Regions from separate parts of the Mus musculus genome. Here regions 2 and 3 are each linked to region 1. The links are chromatin loops, found by intact Hi-C in ENCODE. Cell type or tissue: gastrocnemius. All regions are shown on one strand.

What was found. A loop is a pair of places that touch in the nucleus more often than their neighbours do. Peaks named below come from ENCODE experiments on the same cell type or tissue, not always from the same donor. Only the 100,000 strongest peaks of a DNase experiment are listed, where the experiment ranks them.
Region 2: a loop joins it to region 1, with 4 times the contacts of the local background. A loop is called at or near these places in 2 of 42 quality-filtered maps.
Region 3: it touches region 1 in a loop (4-fold over the local background); 12 of 42 quality-filtered maps call a loop at or near these places.

What each region holds. Positions count from the first base shown.
Region 1 is chr6:127,101,550-127,109,549 of GRCm38, forward strand. It overlaps Tigar (Trp53 induced glycolysis regulatory phosphatase), which reads right to left. Exons shown (of 6, transcript NM_177003.5): 1 at 7,887-8,000; 2 at 300-337. The coding sequence starts at 7,918. Among named protein-coding and RNA genes, the nearest start is that of Tigar, 4.0 kb to the right of the region's middle. In gastrocnemius, a CTCF peak has its summit at 3,785 (motif pointing left); a DNase peak (open chromatin) is centred at 3,778; H3K4me3 peaks cover 6,446 bases; H3K27ac peaks cover 8,000 bases.
Region 2 is chr6:128,433,778-128,441,777 of GRCm38, forward strand. Fkbp4 (FK506 binding protein 4) reads right to left here and starts at 4,879. Exons shown (of 10, transcript NM_010219.4): 1 at 4,629-4,879; 2 at 2,793-2,937; 3 at 1,937-2,079; 4 at 975-1,095; 5 at 528-684; 6 at 1-16. The coding sequence starts at 4,733. It overlaps Gm10069 (predicted gene 10069), which reads left to right and starts at 4,980. Exons shown (of 5, transcript NR_028593.1): 1 at 4,980-5,610; 2 at 5,738-5,919. In gastrocnemius, a CTCF peak has its summit at 4,828; DNase peaks (open chromatin) are centred at 1,899, 2,882, 4,119, 4,377 and 2 more places; H3K4me3 peaks cover 2,523 bases; H3K27ac peaks cover 2,903 bases.
Region 3 is chr6:126,951,381-126,959,380 of GRCm38, forward strand. D6Wsu163e (DNA segment, Chr 6, Wayne State University 163, expressed) reads left to right here. Exons shown (of 14, transcript NM_138594.3): 7 at 3,355-3,461; 8 at 3,755-3,952; 9 at 4,469-4,597. Among named protein-coding and RNA genes, the nearest start is that of D6Wsu163e, 15 kb to the left of the region's middle. In gastrocnemius, a CTCF peak has its summit at 4,540 (motif pointing right); DNase peaks (open chromatin) are centred at 4,555 and 5,839.

The DNA of each region.
Region 1 (8,000 bases):
GGCTTTAATCTTGTCAAATCGTGACTGTGGTCCTTAAGAACCCACCCAAGGCGACTTTTCAGTGACTGGCCCCCGTGAGGGTCTGCGTAGAGACACTATTGGAGCTACCCGTGCACGTCATGCCCACTTTAGAGACTTCTGTTCCTTCGAGTGACCTACCGTTTTAGTCCAATTCTATGGTAGCCTCACCCCCTAACCCCAATCCAATTCAACTCAATTACAATGCCGCCTGCCTCCCCTCGCCCCCACCAAGTCATTAACAGTGAAGCAGAACTGGGCAATAATCGGATGAGACCAACCTTGAATGATTTTCTCCTTATTAAGTCTTGTTTCACCACTGAAATAAAAAAGAAAAGAAAAAAAAGTTACCAAATTATTTTTGAAAAGAGAAAAGAAAAAAAAAATCGAAGAGCAATGAGATTCATGACAAATCTTAACCTTGCAAATCTAATTATTTCCTTTCCAATTTTCCACCCCAACTCTTGAATTCCAAATCAAGCCACCCCTAGAGCAAATGTAAATGGGTCAGGAAATCAATGTTAAATGAACTGCTGGAGGAAAAAGCTATTAAAAATGCAGCTTTATTTATGATGAGGCAGCCTTGGTACGGTAATCGTGCTGACCGAGCAGGATCACTTCAGGGCAGCAGGCCCGGAACCAGGGTGGCCATCTGTGAGCTGCTGCCCTGAAGAAGCACGTGACAGGTGTGAACATGGAAAGAGACCCTTAGCACCCAGAACTGACCCTGGTCCTGGAATGGAGGTAGTCATACTGTGCGGTAGCTATGGCCACCTTGCAGACCAACTGTGTGCCGAACTCAGTGCGGTTACCCTTTGAGGAATTAAAAAAATCAAAGCAATCCCAATCCTAAAGCTAGCAGAAGACCAACAGGACTGACTGGAAAGATTTCCAGGAAATAAATGGGTAAACTGAGGCTGGAGGACAGCGGTGAGAGGGAGCCACATGGGCAAGCCTAGATGGCAGGTTAGATCTAGGATAAAAGTCACCAAGCAGGGCTAGGAGGGTGGTCAGTTGGTAAAGTGATCACCACACAGGGCGAGCTGCGATCTCAGCACTGTGGAGGAAGCTGGGCATGGCGACAAGTGCCTGCCTGTAATCGCGGCACTGCCCATCTCTGGCCTCCACACGCAGCGACTCTTAATAAAGTTCATTCCCTAAAAACAAACACAGATCTGGCTAAGAGACACCAAGAAGGGCTGGAGAGATGGCTAGTGAGTAAAGGAACTGTTGCTCTCCGGGAGGACCAGGGATCCATTCTTAGCACCCTCATGGTGGCTCTCAACTCAGTCCCAGAGGATCTAATACCCTCTCTTCTGACCTCGACAGACATCAGGCACACATGTGACACATACATACATACACATACACACACACACACACACACACACACACACACACACTCAAGTGTATCAGGCAAAACATTCATATACATTTAAAAACAAACAAACCACAAAGCTTGTGTGGTAAGAGAACAACCTCCACAATAAAGGACTGGAAGGCAAGGTGTGAAATAAGATTCAAGTGCTAACTCCTTAGAAAGGAGGGGTATAAAAAACATCCGGACCCGTACACAGAAACACTGGAAGAATTATATTAATAGGTCCAGGCAAGGTGACACATGCCTTTTCCGGCATGGCCTAGGGAGGGACAGAATGACATGGTTCCTGCCCCTGGGACAGGGCCAGCAGGCATGGCTGCTTTGGGCAAGGCTTGCTTGTATAATAATGTACAAATTTTCATGTTCCTCCTTCGAAGAACGTCCTTCCTGTTAATGTTAAGGACCCCAGTCCAGAAGGCAAAGGTGTGGCTAATAGTGGTAAACCCTAAGGCTGTAGGAAAGAACTCTAAAAACATGGGTTCGAAAATAGGTAATTTCTCAAAAAGGAAGGATGTAACATGAATTAAATGAGGGGCTTCACGAAACTAAAGGAACTAAAGCAGTTGTGCTGTGAGCCAACTTGTCAGAAAGGTACTTTTCTGTTTATGCTTACAAAGGCAGGCAGATAGCTAAATTCAGGGTTGGCCTAAGACAGAGCAAGGTTAGGCCAAGGTGTGGTAAAAATGCTAATTCCAGGACAGGGTCCCACCTAGCTAGTTAATGCTCTGGGCTTATCAGAAGCAGGCAGACCTCTGCATTCCTTTGCCAAGTTAAAAAGAAAATGTGTGCTCCTTGCCTCCAAAAGAATCAGGGGGCAGGGATCTCTGGATGCTGATTCACAGGATAATCAAAAAGGAACCTAGAATAAATGACGGGATTGATATGTAAAGTTAAACACTGGGCTTGTGATCCGCAAGAGATGAGCTATCCAGAATCTTTTTTAGAATAGCAAGAGAACTGCTGGGAGAGCTGTCTCTAGCAGAAAATAGAGAGCTGCCTGGAGAAAGCAGAACAGAGAGAAAGCCTGCTGGAAAGTTCTGCCGTGACGGGCCACCAGCTTGGACCCAGGACTTCGAGTCATTTGTTTTCACCACTCCCAGACACCCCTTCTCTCAGAACCCCCCTCTCTCTCCAAGGCCAGGCTGGTTCTTGTCATTCAAGGGGCAGTTCCAGCCAAGTGGAACTTTGTGAGTTCAAGGCCAGCCTGAACTACAAAGTGAGTTCCAGCCAAAGCTACACAGGGAGTATCTGTCTCAAAAACAAAATAAAGTTGTTTTCTTGTTTAAGCGAGAAAAGTATAGTGGTAGAACACTTGCTAACCATGCAAGGCCTCAGGCTCAATACTGAACATGGCAAAATAAACTAAGCAACTAAAATACAAAGAAGTAAATAAATATGGTCTCATATGGGGAGAGGAATAGGAACAAGGAGAATTGTTTTGGTTCCTAAACATACAGATATTTTTTTAAAATGTATGATTACATAAATGAAATTACTGTGTTTGGAACCGTTTAGGCCTTGGCAAAGGCAAGACGACTGATGGCCCACTATTAAAAGAGTTCCTATATATAGTACAGCAGCATCTTAAGAAACAGGCACCAAAAAAAAAAGCATTAACCTCTGACATACAGAAAGGTCTGCTGGCAGAAGGCTGGGCTGCGCAAGCTGGTGTTCCTAATCTAGGGAGAGAAATTGTGCCCTGGGCTCACTTCCTATCTCAGCTTTAAAACCTTCCTGATACCAATAAAAACTGCCTCCTGCCGGCTCATGGCTCAGCACTTGGGAGGGGGAGAAAGAAAAACTGTGTGAGTTCAAGGCCAGCCTAGGCTACAAATCAAGTTCCAGGCTACCTCAGGCCACTCAGCAAGACCTGCTCCAACGACCAAATGCTGCTGTTTGGTAACACAGCCTGTAAGTCTAGCAACTGGGAGATGGAGGCAGGAGGATCAGAGGCTGGAGGATCCAGAGTTCAAGGTCATCCAAGTGGCACAGTACCTCTGAGATCAGCCTGGCCTACAGAAGACCTGTCTCCAAAATCTAAAGAAATAAAACGGAATCGCTTTAAGTAGAAGTAATATCCTCCCAATTAACTCCCAGCAAGAGGCAAAGCAGCACCCTCACTGGGCACATTTAACATCAGGGATGGGGCAGGGGGCAAGGGAGATGGCTCAGTTGGGAGGTAAATTGCTCCCCATACAAGCACGAGTACCTGGGTTTTATACCTGAAGTAAAAACGTGTGGGGAGCTCGAGCCAGTCAGCCTAACACAATCAGAAACCTCCAGAACCAGTGAAAGACCCGGGCTCAAAAAATTAGGTGGAGGGGCTAGAGGCTGGTGACTCACAACCATCAGTAACTCCATTTCTGGGGAATCTGCTGCCCTCTTCTGGCCTCTTGGGGGACTGCATGCACATGACACACAGACATTCCTTCATGCAAAACAGCGATGCACATAAAATATAAGTAAATCTTTATCATTTTATAAAAAAAAAAAAGGTGGAGAGTGATCACTCACACACACACACACACACACACACACGAGAAAATTACTAATTTTGTCACTCCAACATTTTGCAGATAGCACTGAGAGTGAAATCTCTCCATAATATGGGCAGTGGCCTTTCTTTTGAACACACACTGAAAAGAATCCAAGTGACAGGATAGTTTTGCAAAGGCACTGCCCCACATCTAGTGATTCTGTTCATTAAGAGGTAAAAACAAAAGTGGATGCGATATAGTGAACAATTTCCTTCAGCTGTAGGTTGATCCCTGCTGGGGCTGGAGACAGATGTTCAGTGGGGAAGAGTGCTTGCTCTGTAAGAACTGAGCTGAGATCCAGGTGTTACATAAATGGCAAGGTATATGTCTGAACCTGGGTGCTGGTGGCTGGGGAGAGAGGCAGGAGGGTCATTGGGACATGCTGGCTGCCAAATTAGCTTCAGGCTCAGTGAATTACTGAAGTCTCCCCACCTACATATATGCTTAATACACTCCTAACATACACACACACACACACACACACACACACACACACACACATACACACACCCCTGCTACCTTTTAGCATCTAGCAGGCAGTTTTGAACTCAAGCCACGTTATAAATATTCAAAGATTACATAACCCAAAATAGAACTGTTTCCCCAAAACCTGTGTAAATATTTAGTATTGCAGCTTTTAGCAGCTTTAAAGGGTATCCATAAATCCTTGAGGCAGGTGTTTAAAGCTAGTTTAGGGGATGGGCAAGGCTAAACAAGCCCTTGGCTAGGGAACCAGAGAAGGAGGCGGCTGTGGAAAGGTCAGAGCGATGTATTTGGAGTGGAGGATGCATCGCTCATTTTCAAATTCTGCAGGGTGATCCATTTCCAAAACAGAACACCAGGCTCCACAGAAGTCTAGACACTTATGCCAAGAGCTGAAGTCTCATGACCTGCCATTTATAGGCCCTGTGTGGGGGGGAGGTGTGAGCATGGGACACCATGGGGGACACACAAGACACAAGCAGGCCTCGCTCAGGCTGTAGGTTACCCTTTGCTGTTACTTAAAAGCAAGTCCCTTGGCTCAAGTTTACATACTTAATCCCTTGTTAGATCCTTATAAAGATTCCGACTCAATAATTGACAGCTTCAAGCTATCCACAGCCGAGAAGCCGACCTTTGTGGGAAATTAGCACATTTCTGGGGTTTTCAGCACATTTATTCCAGTGTGTAAATTACCGCCTCACCTGATACCACCTGACCTTTTACCAACCATTTCAATTGCAAATACAGATTCAAAGGCTAGTCCCAGAGGAAAAAATAATAATAATAAAAAAATGGAAGTAAAATGGTGTTGCAAGTGACTAACTATAAACCCAAAAGCTCAAGAGAATCCAGGCCTCTGTGGCTGTCAGGTACGAACACTCACCCAGCCTCCCTGGGTTGGGTTACAATGCTGCAACTTTCATGAGAAATTACAGTTCAATACAAACAAGAGACAAGAGGCTTGGAATCCAGCCGGGCAGTGGTGGCGCATGCCTTTAATCCCAGCGGGAGGCAGAGGCCAGCATGGTCTACAGAGTGAGTTCCAGGACAGCCAGGGCTACACAGAGAAACCCCGTCTCAAACAAACAAACAAACAAACAAACAAGCAAACAAACAAACAAACAAAAACTTGGAATCCAGGTGTTCTGGTCCAAAAATGACCACCTCCATTTCAAAATAAGACAAACAAAAACAATGGAGAGATGACTCAGCAACTTGAGCACTGACTGCTCTTCCATAGGACCCAGGTTCAATTCCCAGCACCCACGTGGCAGGCTAACAAATGTCCAGAGCTCCAATTCTAGGAGATCTGACCCCCTCTTCTTGCCTCTGTGGGCACCAGGAACACACATGCTACACAGACATACATGCAAACACCTATACTCATAAAATTAATTGATTACTAGAATATTTAAAACATGACAAATTAGGATACACATAAAATTCCATGAAGGATTTGGTTAGACACAAAAAAAAAAATTGCTTTAAATTTGTCTTGCATTATAGTACAGCCCAATGTAATTAGCCAACTTTCCCATGAGTTGTTAGATTTACCTATGGTGACTACCAGTCAAATGTGAAAGCATGTTTGTTCTTGAACCAACCAGGCTTCTATCTGTCACAAGTCCAACAGAAAGAGGAAACCTGGGATGACCATGCCAGGACAGCAGCTAGCCACAGCCCTGTCTATTTCAACATACTAGTCTTCCTGTGTCTAAAAGAGAATAAAACTTTGAGACAGGATTCCACTATGTTCCTCTGGCTGCTAATGTAGACCAGGCTGGCCTTCAACTCTTCTACCTACTGACTGCTGGGGTTTTAAGTATGCTGCCACAACTGTTGAAGAAACCTATTCTTACTACCCACTAAAATTAGACCAGGTGATATTTCCAAGTGACCTTCGAACACTAGGCTTTAAGATAACCAAGAAGCAGAGAATAGTGGGTTAATTTGCTCTGGTTCAAATACTTGCCCCACAACTTTAAGTTCCCTGGAGTCTGACTCCCCTTACTCTCCAGTGAATCACAGATACTCCATATTCACACAGATATTGCCCGTTAAGAATCTAAGTAGGGGGCGGGCGGTGGTGGCGCACGCCTTTAATCCTAGCACTTGGGAGGCAGAGACAGGCGGATTTCTGAGTTCAAGGCCAGCCTGGACTATAAAGTGAGTTCCAGGACAGCCAAGACTACAGAGAAACCCTGTCTCGAAAAACCAAAAAAAAAAAAAAAAAAAAAATCTAAGTAGGGATCGTTTCCCAGCAGGGTCTACATTGAAAAGAGGACAAGGGGGTTCATGTTCCTTTAGTGCTCCCAATAAAGCGGTATCATCTCCCGGAACATTCTAGAAAGCACAGGGACACAGAAAGACACAGGGAACCAGAGTTCTAATTTAGCCACTAAAATCCCTGAATCCTAAAGGTCCACTTCACATGATGCTGGAGACCATCTTCCTATAAAGAGGAAGCTGGACAGAAAAAGCATGCGTTGAAGAAGGTCGCCACAAGGTTCAAACGCTGTCAGCGTTCCTGTGAGCCCTATGAAGCCGGAAACGGTAATCAGTCCCGCTCCGAGAAGCTGTTCTGATAAGCCCTGACTACACAGGTGAGACTCAGCTGCTTTTTATCTGAGCTTTGCTTACAGAAGAACACGTTATTTAATTCTCGGGCATATTTCTTCCTCTCTGCTCCATGTGCTCCATCCTCTCCATTTGGTTAGATCCAGAGAGATTAGAAAGACTGCTGCCACCAATCTGCTTATCGGAACGCAGGTCAGAAAGATTAAGTCTGTCCTACGAGGCAGCTACTGAATCCCAACGAGGAGCCTGAATCCCAACCAAGCAACGCCTTGAAACTTCCCTCCTCTTACCCACCCTGAATCTGCCTACCATCATCACCAGGCAAACATGTACTGGGAAGGAAAACGATAGGTGACCTAAAGCCAGATTCTGCTCCATGAAATCTGTCATGATAAAAATGTTTGTTCAGGGTGATGCAGTCGACTGAGACGGAGATCTCGAACTCTCTAATTTTTTCCCTCAGAACTGTAGCCTCTGAAGGGAGGTAAATTGCAAAAGTACCCCCGATGCAAGGAGAAAGGGGGAGGGGAGGGTGAGAAAATAAGGCAACCAGCATAGGATAGATGAGGTGTGGCTCAGCAATTCTAAAAACTCTGGAATTTACTAGGGGGCAGAAAAGGTCACACTGAAAAGTCGAGAGGCCGGGTCATGTCTTCTCGCAATGGCTGGGAACCGTGATCGTGTGCTTCTCCACACTTCTTTCCTCGTGGAAAACGCAAGGCTCTTGACATTTAAGACCCGGCTTCCTCACGCAGGGTGTCGCGGATAAAAGATTGGACACGAGAGGATGCAAAGAAAAAGCACATGGAAAGCCCACCCTCCCCGGATTGGAGCACGTAGGGACCAGAAGAGACCCAGGCCAGGAAGCTCCCGGCAACTGCGATACTCACTGGCGGATAACGGTCAAGGCGAAGCGCGGCATTTTGGCACAAGACGCGTGAGCCACGACCCGGCTCTGCAGCAGCACCTCGCTGCGCCTGACTCTGGGACCACTTTGCCTGCAC
Region 2 (8,000 bases), 1.3 Mb after region 1:
ACTGCCAAAAGCATAGCTGCGGGGGTGAAGAGCGCACGCCTAGGTTACCTCACAGCCCTCCATCTGCTCTGGACTGAAAGGCTTCCTGTTTGTTTCCTGGAATGTACCTCCCCATCTCGAGACCTGGTTCAAATACTTCCCGTCGGGCAAACGTTTCCCTAGCCTTTTCATTACACATTTAGGTGGTCCTTCAGCACTCACTACTTCTGGCCCCTAACCCTTAACTATACACTGTTGAGACGAACTCAAAGAGACAATGAAGCAAGAACCAGGGGGAAGCCCTAGAGACTTCGGCTTGCGTGGCACACAGGAGGTGTCTCAACAAATGTTTACGACTGAATAAATTAATGGCACATGAAAATCGTGATGTTGGCGGGTAAGGGATCTGAATAAGGCGTGAATGCAAGGAAATGGACAACTGCGGGCCACCCTTCAGATCCAATCAAGAGCTCAAGATGCTCTCAGCATCCTTAGGGCAGTGCAGGGGCGTGGCTCGCCGTTCACTTTCAGCTGTGCCTGTGTCTCACCTAGGTTTGAGGTACACGATGGAATGCTCTCCTTTCTCCATGCGCTGAATGGCCTCCTCCAGCCCACAGGGCAGATCTAGACTTTCCCCTTCCCCGACTTCAAAGCAGAGCTCCCGCTGGTCAAAGAGGCGGTCCTTGTGGTAGCCTTCCAGGGCCACTGATATGAAAGAGAAGGATTGCCGGGCCGGCGTGAGAGGGCAGAGCACCGAGGAAGCTGCCACAGCTCCTCACATCTCCACCCCATGGCTTAGACCCAAGATAACCACTGTGGCTCAGACTAAGGATGCTAAGGCTGTGTGGTCTAACTCCTCATTTTCAGGATGGGACAAAAGGCTTATAGAAAGGAAGTGACTTGGTCCACACTACCCAAGGCCGTTAAAAGTCTCTGAGCCAGGAATCAAAGGCAACTCTAGATTTTTCTTCCCACACCAGACTATACTTTCTCACCTTCCACCATAGCACCATCATTGGGCCTGGCATAGCCTTCACCCCGAGTCCGTATTCTGCGGATGATCCCGCCATCTTCTTCTTCTGTAAGATCTTCTCCTTTGAACTCAAACAGCTCCACCTGCGCGATGAGACATAAGGTAACCAACTCCCTTCTGCATCAACTTTTTTTGTTTGTTTGTTTTGAGACAGGGTTTCTCTGTGTAGCCCTGGCTGTCCTGGAACTCACACTGTAGACCAGGCTGGCCTCGAACTCAGAAATCTGCCTGCCTCTGCCTCCCGAGTGCTGGGAGTAAAGGCGTGCGCCACCACCGCCCGCTATACCAACTTAACAGTTGAAACTGCCTCTTTTCCACTCAGAAAAGTCACCAGTAAAGGCCAGACCTTATCTAGCAAGAAGGATACATAGATTTTACTTGGCTTCAGAAAGACGAGCTTCCTATCATCCTGTTCCATTTAACAAGGACACAAGATTGTTTCATTAGGCAGGCATCAGAAGTGACCTACCATCTCAATGGCCTTGTGAATAGTCTCCCTATGCCCACTGATTGGCTTTCTGCTTTCAGACGCAACAGCCTTAGTTCTTTCCCTCAGTGGGTTCTGCCTCAACCACTGACATATAGGAAGGTATCTCTCCCTCCTGAGCTCCAGGATGCCAATATGTTACATTGCACCTTACAACCCAGACGATTCCTGACCCCAGACCCCCTTCAGCGGATAAAGTACTAGTCACCCCTATTTGAGAGGGGCAGCTGGAATCCCTCTTCTAACCCGAAGCCTCTATTCCTGGTCACTCTGGTGGCAGCAGAGCCAGTTAACCTTTCCACCTTACCTCCTACTAAAGCTAGGCCCTCAGGCTTGGCTACATTGTCTTCAAGAGACAGGAAGGGCTGGAGGGCAGCCAAGCGCTGGGGTGAGATAAGGACTGGCTCTCTGCCCAGAGATCTGTGGCCAGCACTCACCTCAAATACAAGTGTGGCGTTGGGGGGGATCTTCGGAGGGCTGCCTGCTGCGCCATAGGCATATTCTGGCTTGCAGGTGATGTGGCACACTTCCCCCACTTTCATGGTTGCCACAGCAATATCCCAAGCCTTGATGACCTCCCCTGTAGATAGAGGAAAAGAAGACCCACTTAGCAGGGGCGTCACTCTAGGCTCAGTGTCCCCAAAGATAGACACTGCACTACACCCAAGCAGAATCTGAACACCTCTAGAAAGAGGACCAGGGGACAAGCAGGGCGGTGTTGTTCTTAGGACATTAAAAGATCTCTCAACCCTGCAACACAGTTCAAGAAGCAAGGGAAGCGCTGGATCGATGAGGCGGTTAAGGAGGAACTGGTCTGTCCCACAAGAGGAGAAGGAAACACAGGATGGGTAACATATGGGTTCTTGGCCATTCCTTCTTGTTTTGTTTTGTTTTTTGTTTTTTTTTTTTTCGAGGAAGGGTTTCTCTCTATAGCCCTGGCTGTCCTGGAACTCACTCTGTAGACCAGGCTGACCTCGGAACTCAGAAATCCGCCTGCCTCTGCCTCCCGAGTGCTGGGATTAAAGGCGTGCGCCACCACGCCCGGCTGTGGCCATTCCTTCTTAAGCTTCCTTCTGGTGGCCTTTTCTTTTGTGAGGGCTAGTTTGTGCTTTTTTGCCAAGGCTGGCTTGAACTACTACTGGCTCAAGGCTTGCCTCAATCTCTGGTCGCTGGAAACATAGGTAAGCAGTGCTGAGCCCAGCTCCAGCTTGGCTGGGAACGTCACTTTTTCTTGTGACAGCTGCTATCAACTTCGGAGCCTATCTATCCTGCCAACCCACTAACCAAGCCTACCTTTTCCCAGGTCAAAGGAGAATTTGTCCTTGCGGTCCAGACTGGAGTCAAACTTTGTGCCATCTAGCAGCCAGCCAGTGTAGTGGACAAAGACTCGGTCCCCGATCATGGGTGTCTCTGTGCCTGTACCCTCTCTCTTGATGACCTGGGGGGGAGGGGAAGAGAAGGTGAGTACCTAAGGATGTGGGCAGAAGGGCCCCAACTGCCCATAAGCCCCCCAAAGACACATACTGGATGGACTCGGCTGCACCCACTGCCCCCTGCTTCTTTTCAGCAGGTCCGAGAGCTTAGTCTTCAAATGATGGATACCAGTGATTAGCTTAGATTCAACTAACCTCCCTAGCCATCTCCCTCCAGGTCTTGCTTTAGAGAACTGCATATAATTTGGGTTCAAGTTTTGTCTATGGTTTTGGACAAGTTGCTAAACTATCCAGAACTTATCGGTCAGGCATTGAGGACAACCCCTATCCTCCAGAGGTGTTTGGGGGAAAACAAAAATAAAAACAAAAACCTGATAGAAAGTAGTGGATCACCAGATCAGGGTCTGGTTTGAATAGAAAGGAACAGGAGTAATGAAAAGAAAAAGATCCCCTCAAAACTGGGAAAAAGGAAGGACCAGATTACAGCCGAGCACAAAGGCTCTGTATCAGGCGCTGGAAACTACATGTGGGAAGGGAAACTACCTGTCTGGCAAGCCAAGGAGTCCTTTATCTCTCCTGCGTGTATAGGCAGGCGTCTATTTCTGCTTAACATTCTTATATATGGTGACCCCATAGGAGAGCCAATAGGTAGATATGGAACCCATCCTCTAAGGCTTCCTTGATAAGAATGTACAGGGCCCCGCGAAGGAATGGAGGATAAAAGAGGAACAGACCCCGTCTGGGAATCAGAACCTAGCGCAAAGGAGAAAGGGCCACATGTTCACGGGGAGCAGCAAGAGTTGAGGTAAAAAGCCAGGAGCATTTCTGGACCAACGAGGCTCCCTAAGGTCTCTGGTTTGCACAAGCCACACACACTAGAAACTGAGCAATGGGACTCACGGAGGAGAAACAATGGATGCAGGGAGACATGCAATGCAGGTTAGGATTTCACCGTCCTGGACTGCTGGCAGAACCTGCTCTGAAACGGCGTCCATTGTCCCGACCCGGGTCAGGGCGCCCTCCCCCTCGCTCCTCGGGCTATTTGCAGTCAGGCGATTAGTGAGCCGCTGGCTCTAAGGCAATGCACCTCCCCCCATGGCCAGCACCCAGTACCCCCCAACTCAGAAAGACTCAGGAGGGGCAGGCGAGGAACTACAGGTCCCGGCATGCATCGCTCTCGCTCTCCCCGGGCCGAGAAAGGGGGCACAGCATGGCCGAGCCCGTGACCTCGCTGGATCTCGGCGATTGCAAAAGGGGCGCAGAAAGGCACAAAGGGCTTTGGGCCAGGAACCTGCTCCCGGGAGCCGTTTCAGGTCCTAGCTAATGTTTAACTTTCAAGTGGGCGAGCCCTGGCGCACCTTCGTCCAGGTGGACGGCGCACGCTGCGGCCGAGGGGTTCCCGGGAGGCGAGGCCTGAGTCCCTCGGCGCGCCCGAGCCTCGTGCACCCCGCCCGGGCCCCCTGGCAGCGGCTCTCGCGCTCCGCTCCGCCCCTCTCAGCCGCACAGTGCAGCCGGATCGAGTTGGCGTTGCAGTGGGGGCTTCTTCCCGGACCCGGGCCGCACCCTCCGGAGCGTGCAGCCGCCGTGCCGTTTTCAGGGCTGCAGCCTGCGCAGGGAAGACGAATCCCCCCCATCCTCCGGCCGCGGTACCCCCAAGGCCCATGAGCCTGCAGCCGAGGACTCCGCGGCCCCTCACCTTGAGCACGCCCTCGTCCTGTTTGGGGCTGATGTCCACTCCTTCGAGAGGCAGGGGCGCCGACTGCGCCCCGTTCTCCGCCGCCTTCATCTCCTCGGCGGTCATGGCCGCTGGGCGCACCGTTGGCTGCGAGAGTGTGGCAAGCGCGAGCACGGCACTCTGGCCGCCGACCGGAGTGAGCGACGGGGCGGCGTGCGGCGGAAGGCGGCGCTGCCCACCTCGAACCGCGCTCCAGGCTCGCGCACCCGGCTATCCGCGCGCTCGCCGGCGGCGGCCGAGTGGGGTGACGCCGAGGGGCGGGCCTGGCGCGGCCCGGCCTGCAATTGGTCCCCTCCGCCTCGGGGGCGGGGCAGGGAGGAGCGGCACGAGCGGGCTGCAAAGGGGCGGGAGCGGAGAACTTTCTAGAGAAGCGGTTAAACGGGTTGAGGCTCTTGGACTGAGGGTACTGGAGTGGTTTGGTTTTTTTGTTTGTTTGTGTCGTTTTTGTTAAGATTTGCTTTTCTGGTTGATGGCCCCTAGGAGTGCCCTCCTCCTACACCAGGACCTCTGGGATCACAATCTTCCCTATGTCGTTCCGCCCCACCCCCACCCTTACCCCACCCCTCTGCCCGCGTCTAAGCGATTTTTCCAGATCCTTCTCTATCCTCAGGACTCCAAGTGGCGAGCCTCCCAAGTCCGGGCCTGCCTCGTGGCCGGCCCTGCTCACCCAGGCCCACAGCGGAATAGCTGGAGACAGGCAGTCAGATGTGAAGTGGCAAAGATCGGCCTCCCGTGATTGTGCCACAGATGCCCATGGTTCCAGGCGTGGGCACCTGAGCAGTGTGGGAAAGAGAGGTCGAGGGATTGAAAGTGTGGGCCCCGTAGGGACAGTTTCAGCCCAGGTGCACAGATCGGACACAACTTTGCCCTCCCTGCAGCCTGGCAGGCCCACCGCAAAAATGCCATGAGCAGATTTATAAGAGCCATAGACTTGTAAGTGGAGGTACGTGTGTTAAAATTCCTTTTCTCCCACCATACTAATCAGCCTTTTTTGGTTAGTACTGGCACACAAAATGGTTTCAGCTCACGCGAAAAAAAAATTTTTTCCCCCTTCCCCCTCTTTACTAAAGGTGAATAGGAAGGAAGGTTTTCTCAACCTGCTCGCTGCTCCTATGAGATGCCTGTGGAGTTCTGAGTCTGTGTGGCTAAAACCATGAAGTTCTGATTACCGGAACAGTGCTGGCTTGATGGAAGATCTGTCTGGAGAGGTCCTGACTCTGCCCAGCAGTTTAGTACCCAGTTATACAGCCTGGTGAGTGCTATCAGACCTGCCTATTGTATTATTGGCTTTGCGAGTTTTCATTCCAGTGTAATGAACTTTTTGTCTCTGTGTGCCCAGCATGGTGCTGTTCGTGGTCCAACGCAAGTGATGGCGTTTAAGTAGGCAATAAGCTAGTTATTATATGGTGCCTGCGAGATGGCTCAGTGGATGTTGGTGCTTTTGAAAGTCTTTAGACCTGGGTTTTATCCCTAACACCCACAGTATTGAGAAAACCCCTTCAAAGTTGTCTTTTGACATCCACACTTGTGCCCTATTATCCCTCCCAAAGAAGTGAAATAATAATAACCCTTATTATGATGGTTTAAGTATATTAGGTATTTTATTGTAGTCCCTTCTGATGGAACCAAACAAATGGGTTGTAGAAGTAAGCTACTCTTTCCAGCAATTTATAGTCTCATGAGTTTAACCATGGTCTGATTTGTTAGGTGGCTAGAGACACTGCCAGAGAATATGTGGGGTGTGTGTGTGGCTACTCTGGTAGTGAAGGCTCTTGGTAGTGAATGGAGCCTTTGTATACCACTGCCTTGCACATGGTACTTATCTTTCTGGTGCTCACATAGGTACCTGCTGATTATGGTCTTTGGGTGTTATCTGGCACAGCAAGTTGTGATGGAGAAAGTATTAGCAGTGAGTTTGTGTCTCTTCCCTGAGAACAGCATTGTTGGAGGCCTAACTCCTTTGATCTCATGAGCACCTCCCAGTGGAGCACTCAGCACCAGCACTCAGTGCCTGCAGACTGCGGGCACAAAGTTACCTAAGGTTATGATAGACAGCTCTTATTGGTTAGCAATAAGCAAAGGGTTGGCTCACCTTGCAGTATAGCTGTCAAAACTGGGGCAGGTTTTGTCTGTGAGTCCTGTCAATAGGGTGACCCAGTGGTTACAAAGGAGGGAATGTTCCGGTGTGTCTAGTGCAGCACTTGGCTTCCAGTGGTAAGTGGATAGGTGATGGCCACTGCTATAATGTGATGTGTGTGGGGATGGCGGTGAGCATGAAACACTGCAGTAAGGGCATGGAGCACTGTAGTAAGGGCATGGAGCACTGCAGTAGGAGCATGGAGCACTACAGTAGGAACATGGAGCACTGCAGTAAGGGCATGGAGCACTGCAGAAGGAGCATGGAGCACTGCAGTAGGAGCATGGAGCACTGTAGTAAGGGCATGGAGCACTGCAGTAGGAACATGGAGCACTGCAGTAAGGGCATGGAGCACTGCAGTAAGGGCATGGAGCACTGCAGTAGGAGCATGGAGTACTGCAGAAGGAACATGGAGCACTGCAGTAAGGGCATGGAGCACTACAGTAGGAACATGGAGCACTGCAGTAAGGGCATGGAGTACTGCAGAAGGAACATGGAGCACTGCAGTAAGGGCATGGAGCACTGCAGTAAGGGCATGGAGCACTGCAGTAGGAGCATGGAGTACTGCAGAAGGAACATGGAGCACTGCAGTAAGGGCATGGAGCACTGTAGTAAGGGCATGGAGCACTGCAGTAGGAACATGGAGCACTGCAGTAAGGGCATGGAGCACTGCAGTAGGAGCATGGAGTACTGCAGAAGGAACATGGAGCACTGCAGTAAGGGCATGGAGCACTGTAGTAAGGGCATGGAGCACTGCAGTAGGAACATGGAGCACTGCAGTAAGGGCATGGAGCACTGCAGTAAGGGCATGGAGCACTGCAGTAGGAGCATGGAGTACTGCAGTAGGAACATGGAGCACTGCAGTAAGGGCATGGAGCACTGCAGTAAGGGCATGGAGCACTGCAGTAGGAGCATGGAGCACTACAGTAGGAACATGGAGCACTGCAGTAAGGGCATGGAGCACTACAGTAGGAACATGGAGCACTGCAGTAAGGGCATGGAGCACTGCAGAAGGAGCATGGAGCAATGCACTAAGAGGGAAGGTATCCTGCAAGGACATGAGGACAGGTCTCCAGTGAGAGGGCTTTCCCTCAGCGATGCAGCTGTGGATGGAGGCCAACAGACAGGGACTGAGGTCTGGAACCTCAGGGCAGGGCTATGTGCATCTGGAATTTTTCCTGGTCGTGTATGTCCCT
Region 3 (8,000 bases), 150 kb before region 1:
GCACCTCTGTAGACAAGAAACGAGCTGGTAACATCTTCCCATGGCAGTTTTCTTACCTCTTCTCTGCATGTGATGGTCTTTCATTTGCTTCACCATTTTCCCAATTGTCCGTCTTCTAGGGACAGCCCATGTCCTTTACTTCCCAGCCAGAATTTTGAGAACAGTGGAGTTCAGGGGTCCAAGCACACCGTGCATTGGGCTTTCTGTGCAGGAGTGCATGCACTGACCCAAGTGTAGAGCATACACTGTGAGTTGTAGGCAATGGCATTCAAAGCCATGGATTTAAGGAAGCTAAAATGTTCTTGCTATAGAACCTTGCTAAGTTGTGCTTTCTGGCTCAGTGTGTAGGCCACTGTATAAATTCTGGCCTCTAGCTGCCGCTTCTTAAACCGTTATGCCCTCGGGAAAACTTGTACTATTATTATCTTTAGTAGATATTTCCTCAAGCAGCAGAAATTCTGTTTTTGACTCCTGGACAACCAAGCTTATTGAGATAAATAATATGAAGTAAAGTCCACCTGTTAGAGGGACCAATATCAGCTCAGGACCCTGAAGACCAAGTTCTCAGCATATAGATGTATTTGCCCCAGAGGGACAGGGGGCAGGGAATAAGAGACAACAGCAGGAGATAGAGGGTGAGGGAGAAGGGGAAGGGAATGAGGGAGGGAAGAAAGAGTATTTGTCCCAAAGAGACAAAGGGCTGCCTCTGGAAAGAGAGGAGACACATGTGGCCCATAGGAAAACAGAGATTTATAAAGGTACAATGGGAAGCCTGCTAGGATGAGGTGTAGGATTTTGATTGGGCATGTTAATTGAGCTAAATGGGGGGATTTTGATAGCTGGACCTTGATATTCAGCCTCAGGAGGAAGAAGTGGCCAAGTACGGGAATGACCCTGGGGACTGGCTTTGGGAATATTTTCTAATGGCTTTTAGCCAAGCAGAAGGAATGGAGGAGACGGGCAAGGCCTGCCAGAGCTATGTTTGCCATGCTCAGACTGGCTAGAGTCCCTTCAGTCCCACCTTTCTCTTTTATGCTTGGGTCATTGGGTGCTGGGTAAGTGGGTGTTTCCTGATGACATTGGGGCATCATTGGTAGGGGACCCTGGTTGAGTTTCTTCACCTGTCCTAATGGAGCACAGATTAAGGAAAACGTGCTCTTCTTGTAGCATGCTGTCTGCTCTCGGCATCCCGTCAGCCTCCTGGAGTGGTAGCTCCGCTGCAGCCTTGACCAGTGCTCCCTGCTCTGTGCTCCATCCTGACGGGTGTGACTGGGACTTCCCATTCCCTGTTCACTGTCTGGGTCCCTGATGGCTAAGGTGTGGGACAGTGTCTCTCCTTGTGTTTTCTTCTCACCAATCTGTGAGAGCTCTGCCTGTGTGCTTACACCGTCTGGATGTGTGTCTGTCCTCAGATGTTGCCTGTGTGCTTACACTGTCTGGGTGTGTTTGTCCTCAGAGGTTTTGTCCATCCTTGCTCCTGCTCTGCAGCTTGCTTTTTTATTGTTTCACTTTTACCTTTTAAAAGCAGACATCTGTTGATGCAGACTGGCCTGGCTTAGCTAGCAGTGACCTTCCTTCCTGTGCCTTCTTGGTGCTGGGATCCTGGGTGTGTGCTACCATAGCCAGCCCTTCCCCCTCCTGCTTTCTACTGTAGGTATTGGATTAAGAGATTTCAGCAGGGAGTGGCAGCCCATGTCTCTAATCCCAGCACTTGAGCAGTGACGGATTCATCTCTGAGTTTGAGGCCAGCCTGGTTTATATATCGAGGCACTACAAAGTAAGACCTTGTCAAAAGAGGAATATATTTAGCCAGAGAGCAATTATGTGCAGAAGTTAATGGGCCATCGCTATTTAGAAGATTCACATTTTGTCAGCAGGGCAGCAGATCTGTTATCTATACAGTCAGTGCCCAAACGGCTCCATTTTGTATAGTAGCTGGATGCTGCTCTGGGCTGGAACTCGGGTTTGCGAGTTTTTCTCTGCACGCAGCCCCATCCTCAGCATCCAGCGGTCTTTGCACACCCGTGCCGTGGAGTGAGAGCTCTCTGTGCAGCTGTCCTCGCACAGCAATGGCGTCTTGTTTTCTGTCATTTGCTGTGGGTCAAGCCATCTACTGTTTAGCTACACCACAGCCCTGGTCTACCTGTGTCCAGGTCGGTTGCCTGTCAGTCCAGCTCCAGTCTGGAGCAAGCCTTGTGTCTGGCTCGGATGTCAGTCATTCGAGAGGCATCTCTCATCTCCCGTCCCGTGTTTCCTTGGACACAGTTTGTGGAGACTGATGAGAGAGTTCAGGTGCAGGAGTCTGTGGCTCCGACCTGGGCTAAAGTGACTTCTACCCTGCACATGACCTTTTAGAACTCTGGTGAGATTTTTGGCTGATTTCTGTTGACATCCTTGTATGACAACACCCTTTGAAAAGTGTGCACCGATGAAAGCAGGCTGTCCTCATGCCCCTGCCCACCTTTGGGACCATCCACTTTCCGTCATTGCCTAGTGCCATGGGTTTGAATTGAGCAGTTATGTGGTCATAGCTTCTCTAGGATAACTTTACCCCAGAGCAAAGAAAACTGTCTAGTGAGAAGAGAATGCATCCAGACAGGGAAGTGTCAAAGGAACCTTTCGGTTCTTGATTTATCTGGCCTTTTAATTAAAAGCACTTAAAACTGTCTTGTAAATTACTGTTATTATAATGGTCATCATCATTATCATTATAATCGTGTGTGTGTTTGTGTATATGTGTGTGTGTGTGAATATGTGTATATGTGTGTGGGTGTGTGTGTGTATGAGTGAGCAGTGGGAAAATTAGAGGACACTTGCAGAAGTTTTTTTCCTCCCGCAATCCGTCCTAGCATCAAACTTAATGCTCTGCCAGCCTTGTGAAGCAAGGGCTTTTACCTGCTGAGCCATCACAGCAGCCCAAGGTTTTAATTTTTAATCTTCATTGCTGTCACCTCATCTATTTTATAATTTTGTTTAGAATTTGCCCTGTCTTGAGAATTCTTATGTATGTCTGATATGGCTTTTAATGATATTACATATTAGTTCCTCAGCTAATCCCTGAATCATTTTTAAACCACTAGGAAATACTAAGTGGAGATGTGTTAGTTGATATTGTAATGACTGAAGAGAATCATCCGCATTGCTTGCTCTGAGGAGGAAGTAGAGGACGTGTGGGGCTTTCGGGAGCCGCTGCTGCTGTGCTCTTGCTTGTCACCGTGGATTAACATGACTTTAGGGAGAAATTAAGCTCTGTGTCAGCTGTTCAGTTCTCTCGTTTCGTGGCGAGCTTACTGTTCTCTGACAGAACTTGTGGTGACTGTGCAATGGGTATAACCGTAATTGTATTAATTTCAGTGAAGAGATTAAAGTGCAGCCGAGTCAGTTCAGAGAGTCTGCGGACGCTGCTGGGAGGATCTACGAGGAACAGAGGAAGCTGGAGGAGAGCTTCACCATTCACCTGGGTATGGGAGCTCCCTCAGCAGCACAAGGAGCCTCGGGCGGACGTCCTGCAGTGAGCAGGACCTGCCCTCTGTATCTGGCCCCAACTCACCACCCGCTCCACAAAGGCTAGAGTTTATGTTCTAGCTAACATATTTGCAGATCAATTATAATGGCTATTAACATGGGCGACGGGAGAGCCACTTTTAGTTATTATTTGGGACATGGATCTACCCACAGTCTTGTCACAGACGTTTGCATCCACTATAGGATTTCTGTAGCTGTCTCGGTGTCTCTCTGTGCTGTCCACCCCTAGGAGCCCAGTTGAAGACCATGCACAACCTGCGGCTGCTGAGGGCAGACATGCTGGACTTCTGTAAGCATAAGAGAACTCACGGGAGCGGCGTGAAGCTCCACCGTCTGCAGACAGCACTGTCCCTCTACTCCACGTCTCTCTGTGGCCTGGTTTTGCTAGTAGATAATCGAATTAATTCATATAGCGGCATCAAAAGAGGTGAGTAGGTACCATGCAGATCTATCTCACCACATTTCTCTCAGTAATTCCATTTTTGTAGAGGAGTCTCACACTGTAGCCCATCCTGATCTTGAACTCAAAGCAGTCCTCCTGCCTCTGCTTTCTAAGTGGTGGAGTAACAGACAAGTAAAAATAATAATCTAACTATAAGTACATTTTTTATTTTAGAACAGGGCCTGCTGAGTGATCTTACCCAGTGTCCCCCATGCCGTCCAAGTCAAACAAAACCAGCACTTCTTATTGTTTACAGACACTGGGGATAGATTATAACCATAGTGTGTGTTATTTAAAGATGACTTGGAGGTGTATTAGAATGTACTTCTGAGAGTGGAGTGTTGGGAGAAATTGTTGTACCCACACATTCAAATGTGCGGTTATTACAAACAACAAGAAATCATATTTACAAACTTCATCTCCCCCTTAGATCTCATTTTCTATAAGTAAATGATAAATTTTTGATGGTTTACACTTAGAATGATGCTTTGGATCCCTTAGATTTTGCCACAGTTTGCCAAGAATGTACGGACTTCCACTTCCCACGGATTGAGGAACAACTGGAAGTTGTCCAGCAGGTGGCGCTGTACGCGAGAACCCAACGCAAGAGCAAGTGCAAAGAGGCCCGCGGTCAGTGATGCAGCATCCTTAAAGCCCCTAGACACCAACCACTAAAGCACGCAGAGTTCATAGCAGCGGGGCTTACAAAAAACCCAAAATTTAATATCTTCAGAAGCTAGGGGTTTTCCCCCAAATTTTCTCTTTCTTTCTTTCCCTTTCCTTTCTTTCTCTCTTTCTTTCTTCCTTTTTTTTCTCAGTTGATTTTTCTTTCAAGATCTTTAGTAAAAACCATGATAAAATTTCATTGCCATACTTAAGTAAGAGCTTTCGAAAAGTTTGCTTTCGAACCACACTGTCTCTAATGGCTAGACCATGTCTATAAAGGGCATTAAAGTCACAGTTAAAATGGAACAAACCCGAGGTTTTCCGTGTTCATATTTTTGTCTGGTGCTAGGGATTGACTGCAGCCCCTTCTCATGCCACGCATGTGCTGGTCCACGGCGTGCACCCCAGCCCTGAGCCATCTCTGGCTTTGTGACTTTAGGGCTGTTTTAGTTGTTCTAGAGAGAGAGAGACAGAGAGAGAGAGAGAGGGAGAGAGAGAGAGAGAGAGACTGTTGTGGTTAAAAGACTCTTTTTCCCTGTATTTATCTACAATACAACGTCCTTTCAAATTACTTAGAATTTTGTTGGAAATTTTTCAAACGTACTGAAGTATACTTTATAATTACTTCTACTTCATCTACCCTGCCCTAACTTCTGAAATTCTAGAACCTTCCAAAAGAGTGCCACCAATTGGGAAGCTAGCATTTAAATCATGAGCCAATGAAGGATGCTATGTCTTCAAATCATAGCCACACTAATCACCCCAAACTAAGCAAAGTGTCTGTCGCCCGAGAGGCTGCTCCTTGGCTCCCTGTGGTGAGAGCATCAGGGCTGTGCCTTGATAAGGGTCACGTATGTAGTGGGTCATAGCCATATTTTTATGCATCAGCTCTCTGAAACTTATTCAGCCTGTAGAACAAACTTCATATCCCTTGACCAATATCTCTGTGTTTTCCCCTTCCTCATCCCATGTTAGCTGTTACTTTGTTCTGTTAGTTCAACGGTTCCAGACTGTCCTCAGTAAGTCTTCCTTCTGGATGGTGCTCCAGGAGCACCAGGAGATGCTGCAGTCCACGGGCAGTACTGAACTTGCATCCATCCTAGTCTTTATTACATGTACATAACTTGTCAGTTTTCACCTTTCACTTAACGGGCTTCTCTTTGTCACATCTGAATCGTCAGCATCGCTGGTCTCAAGCTGTGAAACCCAGCAGGTAGCAATGCACACTGTGAATCCACTGGTCAGAGGGATGAGTTATGTCCTGAATGGAACAGAATAGGGTGGTGTGACACTTCGTCTTGTTGCTTGGATTGGCATGCAATTGAAGACTTGTGAGCTGTTATCTTTGGAGTTGTTTGATGTTTCTGAACCACAGCTGATGGTGGATAACTGAGACCACAGAAGGGAAAACTGAGATGGAAGGGGGCTGCTGCCCCTCCTTCCTATCCTGCCTGCCTGTGCCTTCCAGATATGTTTGTATGTACAGAAGCATGTGTGTCTAGTTGTCCTTCTTACACAGTGACACTTTGTATACATGTGGCTCCGTAGGCATTGCACTGAGGGCCTGCCCTGGAGGCCAGGCCCTCAGTCCAGAAGCCCCTTCGTGCCCTTTGCTGTTGTGTAGTAGTGCATTGCAGGTACCTGGGGCGGGTCAGTCCCCCGTGAGTAGGTATTTATTCTTCAATATTTAATTGTAAGCAGTAGTACATAAATAACAATAAATAATTGTGGCTCTGCTGGAGCACCATTACATTTCAGGACCAGGACACCAGTATAGAGGTGATCCCAACAGAGGACTGTGTAGAGTAGTTCACGGTGTCTTCTTATGCTGTTATCCTCTTCCTCCACCTCCCAAGCAAGTGATGATGTGGTCAGAAATATGTTCCCATATATGTTTTAAAATGTTTAATGCATTTTAGTTAGATAATTTTCTCACTTTTCCCTTCTCTTTGCTCCCTCAGCTCCGTCCAAGGATTTTTAATCTCAGTCGTAGTGACAGAGTGTGTGAAGGTGGAGGTCATGGGTGTGGGCAAGGGAGGAGGATTTTACGTCTGTGAGCTATAGCGTGCAGTACACGACAGGGAGTTTGAAAACCACCTACATTTAAGGTGGCACGTATGTGGCTTGGGATTTTGTTCTTGTGAAAGCAACTGTGTTGTGATTTGAATGAGGCAGTAGAGTAAGGCACTTTGTAAAAGACCAACTTTCTTTTTTTGTTTGTTTGGTTGTTTTAAGATGGGGTCTCAGTATGTACCCAGCCTTCCCAGAACTCACTGTGTAGCCTAGGCTAGCCTTGAACTTGTGATCCTCCTCCTTCAGCCTCTTAAAGGCACTTGTATGTTATAGAAAGTCTTGGGAAAAAACTTCTGAGTCTTCTTCATCTGCACACGACTACATTTTTTGTTCATCACGCTTGCATCCTGATATACAAGTACCTGTTTATTCTAAGGTCTCTCATTCATTTTTTACTGTGGTTGTTATGTTCATTGTATTTTCATAGTTTATGATAAAACATATGAATATCATATTTTCCATCAAAATCACCTCCTTTTACTGCTAAGGAACATGTGACTCGTAAAAACCTGGGCAGAAGAGTGGGCTGTGAGCTCCTCTCTTGTTTCTTTTTCTCTTTTCTGTTTATTTTGAGATTGTATTTTAATTACGTTTCTTCCTTCTCTTTCCTCCCTCCACACCTTCCCATCTACCCTGCCCTCTATCCTTAAAATGTGTGCTCTCTTTTCTTCATGAGTTGTTACTGCATGTAGATATTGTATTTGTATGTATATATTTATTCCCAAATGGAACCTGCTGAGTCCATGCAACACTATTGTGTGCCTGTTTGGGGAGCTGACTGTTTGCCACTCTACAGCCATTTGCTGTGCTCTCCCCTGGGTCTGCTTCTGATAGGGAGTTTGTCCATTCCCTGTGTAATTAGAATTGGAGAGTTCGCTCCTTGAAGTCTGTGCTATAACCCACTGCTTACTTGCAGTCAGTTGCCAGGCTCTGCTCTGCTGCATGAAATACGCATACAAACCACTCCGAGCTTTCTGTCCACCCATCGTGCTCATAAACTGTGTGTTTAGAAGACATACTGGTGTAAGTCACTAGGCAGCGTTACACAGCTAGTGTGTTCAGACAGGGAGTGTTACACAGCTAGTGTGTTCAGACAGGGAGCGTTACACAGCTAGTGTGTTCAGACAGGGAGCCTTACACAGCTAGTGTGTTCAGACAGGGAGCGTTACACAGCTAGTGTGTTCAGACAGGCAGCCTTACACAGCTAGTGTGTTCAGACAGGCAGCGTTACACAGCTAGTGTGTTCAGACAGGGAGCGTTACACAGCTAGTGTGTTCAGACAGGCAGCGTTACA